Linked DNA regions of Homo sapiens: region 1 is linked to region 2. A link is a loop called in an ENCODE intact Hi-C map of the cell type or tissue named here. Cell type or tissue: ovary. All regions are shown on one strand. Links, peaks and the distances in the headings refer to the core of each region. The heading gives the core; the rest is flanking DNA. Region 1 overlaps PARVB (parvin beta). Region 2 has its middle 22 kb from the start of PARVB.

Region 1 (2,908 bases), core at 88-2,587, 75 kb after region 2:
GGGATCAGAGCCCAGGCCCCTGCCCTGAGGTTGGAGCTCTCTGACTGCACCTGGCCTAGGCCTGTGCATTGTCTAAACTGATGGCCGTGGGGCAGGGGACCTGGAGCGCAAAGCAGGAGAGGATGCTGAAGGGGGCAGGTGGGGCCGGGACTTGGGAGTGTCTGGAAGGAGGACCGCCTGCCTCAACCCAGGGCTGGTCTGTGGAGGCCAGAGCGCTCAGCCCCTCAATGCTAGGCCTGTTGTGAGTTTCTCCATGAGGTGGCCCTCTCAGAAAGAGTGGCTCCACAGCAGCTGAGTTGGGGGCCCCATGGCAGCTGAGTCGTGGACTCCATGGCCGCTGATTTGGGGGATGCCTGTCCTTGTAGAGACTGTCACCTCTAGGAATGGTGAAAGGGCGGCCACCCGCAGCCCTGTGTCCTCTTTCTAGTCCTCTGTCTTGTAAGCCCGGTCCCCACAGTGGCCCCAGTCCTCCCCTGCCAGAAATTCGTTCTCCTCAGAAATCCGTTCTCCTCTCTGATCTTTCAGGCCTAGAGACAGGCTCTTCCCTCCGGAGGGTGCAGCCCAGGGGTTCTGGTAAGATACAGAGCCCAGCCTCAACATAGCAGGAAGTTTTTCCACAAATACACAGTTCTTCAAGACCACATGCAGCTGTGCGTGGGGTGTGTTTTGAAGGGCAATGGCAGGAGCAGTGTATGCCTCGTGGTGCAGGGAGCACGAGTTGTTTATAGGCGTGCCTGGGTCCTGGGTCTCTGTGCACCCTCCTCTAGATTCATGGGGCATCTGCCCACCGTGAGATAGATAAGCCAGGGTGCCTGCCCCTTTCTCAGGTGAGATGCTGAGGGCCAGAAACATGCTGCTGTGTCCCATGGAGGAGGTGGCCTGCCCCAACTCCCCTGCACCCTAGGGAGAGTGCCCACAGGCTGGGGGCTGGGGCTGGGTCCTGTGCCCCCTCCCCAGCCCTCGGTATGTGGCTCGCTGAGGTGTGCGCCGGAATGTTGGGCACATCCTGTCTGATACCAGCTTGGCTGGAAGTCGAATTATGATCAGAATATCACATGATGTGTGGCCTGGGTCCCCCTTTGGTTGACACTCTTGAGTATGGGTCCTGTGCCTGCCCGGGGCCAAGCAGCAGGTGCAACCGGGCCTGCCCTGGGGCAGCATGGGGTGTGCTAGTGTCCTGGGGCCACTGTAACAAAGCACCACAACCTGAGTGGCTTAAACAACAGAAACATAGTCTGTCACAGTTTTGGAGGCTGGAAGTCCAAGATCAAGGTGTCAGCTGGGCTGTGCTCCCTCCAGGGCTCCGAGAGGATCCCCCTTGGCCTCTTCCAGGCTGTGGTGGCTCTGGTGTTCCCTGCCGTGGGCCACATCACTCCAGCCTCTGTCTCCCTCTTCACGTGGGCCTCCTTCTCCGTCTGTGTCTCTGTCCTCTCCTCTTCTTGTAAGGACGCCTGTCATTGGATTAGGGCCCACCCTAATGACCGAATCTGCAACTTGATTACATCTGCAAAGACCCTGCTTCCAAATAAGGCCACAGTCACAGGTGTTGGGGGCCAGACTCCAGTGTGCCTTTTAGGGGAGATACAGTGCAATACACAGCACACAGTGAGGTCTTCCAGATCCCCAGACCTATCTTCTTCCAGACCGCCAGACAACACCGATAAGGGTGAAGTTGGCTTACGAGTCCTGGCCAGGATGTGACGGGGAGTCGCCAGGTGGGTGCCGGGGAGGTGGGAAGCTCTGCAGGGGATTGGAGAACCACACGTCATTGCCCACATGTGACTTTAAACCTTAGCAATGATATTGGAGGGGGATAGTTACTCTTTTTTTTTCTTCTGAGACAGTGTCTCATTCTGTCATCCAGGCTGGTGTGCAATGGTTCTAGCGATTCTCCTGCCTCAGCCTCCCGAGTAGCTGGTATTACAGGCACCTACCATGACACTCGGCTAATTTTTGTGTTTTTAGTTGAGACGGGTTTTCACCATGTTGGCCAGGCTGGTTTCGAACTCCTGACCTCAAGTGATCCGCCCACCTCAGCCTCCCGAAGTGCTGGGATTGTAGGCAGGGGATATTACTCTTTACAGCTAGGGAAACAGTTGGGCTTGGTGACATGATAGAGACACCAGGTCCCTTGAGGACAGGGGGCCATTTGCAGAGCCGTGTGGTGGAAGGAGCCTGAATTTGGAGCCCCAAGCTCACAGCGTGGGTCCTTGTCACATGTCCTGTGAGCTCTGTTTGCATCCTTAGCTCAGGCAAGCTACTGTGTTGAACTGGCTGGACACAGTGTGTCTGTCTCTCCCTCTTCCAGAGAAGTCCTCACTTAAGGTTGTGTCACTGTTTTTACTGATGTTGGAATTGGCACTTGGAGATGTGAACTTTCCCAAGGCCACACACCCAGATGAGTGGTTAGACCCGGACCTGCCTAACTCCAGCATATCTTTTTCAGGGGGACACAATTAAATCCACAGCATGGACTGAGTTCCCCTCTTCTCTGCCACCATCCTGACCTTTTCCTGGCCAGGGTTACCATGTCGGGGCAGGCATGGGGGAAGTGGTAAGGGAGGTATCTGGACCTAGTAAAAGGCTCTGGTCCTCCTGCTTCCTCTTGTAAGGACCCTGTCAATCACATCGGGCCCCCTGAATAACCAGGCTAATCTCCCACCCCAAGGTCCTTACCTAATCACATCTACAAAGTCCCCCTCTTGCCATGTGAAGTCACAGGTTCCTGGGACTTGATGTGAACATCTTTGCAGGGACCATGATCCAGCCTTCCATAGAGGCAGTGACAGATGGAGTAGAATATAGGTCCTTTGAGTATTTATTTATTTAAGATGGAGTCTCACTCTGTCGCCCAGGCTGGAGTGCAATGGCGAGATCTCAGCTCACTGCAGCCTCTGACTCCTGGGTT
Region 2 (2,908 bases), core at 289-2,788:
CCTGAGGTCAGGAGTTCGAGACAAGCCTGGCTAACACAGTGAAACCCTGTCTCTACTGAAAATACAAAAAATTAGCTGGGCGTGGTGGTGGGCGCCTGTAGTCCCAGCTACTCAGGAGGCTGAGGCAGGAGAATGGCGTGAACCCGGGAGGCGGAGCTTGCAGTGAGCCGAGATCACGCCACTGCACTCCAGCCTGGGTGACAGAGCGAGACTCCATCTCAGAAAAATCAATCAATCAATCAATAAAAGATCACATTCATTAATATCAGCACCCGTTGGATCAGGAAAATCTAAGTACAGATGCTCGTTGACTTACATTTGATAAACCCGTTGTAATTCAAAAATATTGTAAATTGAAAATGCATTAAGTACACCTAACCTACTGGACATCGTGGCTTAGCCCAGCCTCCCTGGAACATGCTCAGAACACTTATATTAGCCTACAGTTGGGAAAAATCTAAAACAAAGCTTATTTTATAAGAAAGTATTGAAGATCTTGTGCAGTTTGTTGAATACCGTACATGACATAGAAATTGCAACCATTTCACGCTGTTGTAAAAGTCAGTACATCGGAAGTGGGACCATTAGAAGTTAGGGAGGTATTGGGAAGCTGCCAAGCTCATGGTGCTGGATCCAAGTTTCCAAAAATTCCAGTTTTCACTTGAAGCCCGCATTTTACCATTGGCAGCAAACACTTGAAGCTCACTTTGTCCATTTCCAAGGAAATGTCTGCCAGATACCCACGTCTGAATCACCATAGTTTGTTAGTCGCTCTTCCAGGGAAAAACAATGTTCCATGAACACAGCGGCAATTCAGGCCTGGACCCAATCACCCAGGGCTTTCCTTGAGACATATGAGCCCCTGTGAGCAGCAGAAGTGTTCTCTGCTTAGGATGTTTGAACACAGGGTAAAAGCGCTGAGATGTAATGACAGGGAGCATTTTGCTGCTTCATTCATGAGCGAAACTGGCATTTGTGTTTCCCTCCCCAAGCACAGTGGCGAAGAATACAATGGCCATAGGGGTGTGTTGCCTCTGCCATTCTCTGCCAGGGTGCAGGCACTTTCACCCACAGCTGCTTTTGCATCGTGAGTGCAAATGTCAACCCAGTGAACCAAGTAACTAAGTAATGTCTTTGCATTATTATAAATATAGTTTTAACCCAATGGACTCCCTGGAGGAGTCTCAGGATCTCCAGGGGGCCGTGGACCACGCTTCGGGAACCACTGATCTATCGTTGTCCAAAGCTAATTTTTTCAGCTTTCGGGGTCCTCCCCAGGTGACTTGCAATAGAGTAATTGTGAGAATGCCCATAAGGGCTAAGCTGGGACTTAAGCACCCTCCTTTTATTTTCAGATGTAAATCATATTCACCTCCCTGCCGCAGATCCTTTGTGAAATGGGGTAGTCGAGCCTATCAGTATCGAGAGAAACAAAAGCGAAGTGCCTGGCACGTGGTAGGAACTCAGAAGTGGCAGGAGGGGGCAGTGGGTGTTGGTGGAGGGGCAGAGGCGGGTGCGTGGTCTCTGCGCTCCGTGGGGTGGGTAAGAACCTGCCAATCCCAGTGGGTTCTAGTAGGAGGGATGTCTTTCCTGCGTGGCTGTACACAGGAGAACACTGTAAAGAGCAAGGACTGGCATTAAATTCTGCATTAAACGTGAGGCCTGTTTTTACATTTACACATACAGATTTCAGTTTGCGTAGTGAACCGTGGGAGGCTGTCTCAGTCGTGCCTTCCTGGGGTCAAACCAGTTGGCCTGTTTTCAAGAATGAAAAATGCTTTGCCCGAAAGTGGGGCGAATGGTAATCACAGACACACACGTCTCGGTGCCAGAGTTGTAGCTTTATACATAGTGCCTTCCTGACAAGTAAATTACTGGATTCCTTTGCCAAATCATTAGATAACTTTTAAGAGCAACAAACATTCATGCAAAAGGAGATTCAGCATTATCTTGTTAGAAAAATAGTCATGATTTTTGAAAAGCAAGGACATTCTGTGAAGTTTGACCAACTGTGAAAATTACAGCCTTTCTTCCCCGTACTTCCCCCGTGCTTTTCAATCAATCAGTTTCTAATGGATGAAGCATTCCCTACATTTGTCACTAGATGGATGTGCCGGTCAATTAAAATATTCTGACTTCGCAGGGTTGAGATAATAGCCAGCCTGGATCCATCCGTTACTGTGAAATAGAAGGTGACCTTCCTGTATTGAGTCAGAGACCCAAATACAATTGCTTTGATCTTATTATCATAGCCAGAAATTACCGTTCATCTAAACGTAATTTCCCTGAAATACTGAGCGGGCAGAGCTACTGCTGGAAATACCAGAACATCATAAAGAGACTGTGATGTGGCCTTGGGGATGAAAGGTGACATCTTGACTTGACATCCATTCCACCTGACTGCAGAAATCAAGTGGAATGGAATTTCCTGGGATGTTCTGTATCTAGTAAAGGCTAAGTAGGATTCATCACCAAACCTTAACCCAGAGAGATTAAGCCCTGTTATAATGTGCTGCGGCAGCCACGCCAGGACTGGACTCCCTGGAATCTGACCCTTTCTTTCCATTCCCACACTCCCAGGCCAGGGTCCTAGCCTTTCCTGTCTGTCTGAAAACTGCTCTTCCAGGGGTGGGGAGCAGGAAACCTTGTGTTGGGGTGGAAAGAGCCTGTGTTTAGGAGTTGGAGCTGGCTTTGGATTCTCACTTCCTTTGTTCGCTTATTCGTTCCTCCAACATGGACATTGGGCCAGGTGCAGGGTGTTGTACAGGTGGCTCTTCTGGCAACTGCCGTCAGGTTTACCCTCCTCTTTAGCCCCAGAGGTCCCACAGCCTCCTGTGTCTGCCCATCCCTTACCTCCGATGTCCCCTTCCCTGAAGTTGTTCCAAATGACCTGTAGTTGCCGCTGCTG

Evidence for each region. A loop is a pair of places that touch in the nucleus more often than their neighbours do. Peaks named below come from ENCODE experiments on the same cell type or tissue, not always from the same donor. Only the 100,000 strongest peaks of a DNase experiment are listed, where the experiment ranks them.
Region 1: a loop joins it to region 2, with 3.0 times the contacts of the local background. A loop is called at or near these places in 89 of 110 quality-filtered maps.

Annotation. Positions count from the first base shown.
Region 1 is chr22:44,075,915-44,078,822 of GRCh38, forward strand. The region is part of intron 1 of PARVB (parvin beta); the gene reads left to right. Among named protein-coding and RNA genes, the nearest start is that of PARVB, 53 kb to the left of the region's middle. In ovary, for the core only: no CTCF peak of the experiment used is centred there; no DNase peak of the experiment used is centred there.
Region 2 is chr22:44,001,030-44,003,937 of GRCh38, forward strand. It overlaps a transcript of PARVB not described here. Among named protein-coding and RNA genes, the nearest start is that of PARVB, 22 kb to the right of the region's middle. In ovary, for the core only: no CTCF peak of the experiment used is centred there; no DNase peak of the experiment used is centred there; H3K27ac peaks cover 519 bases.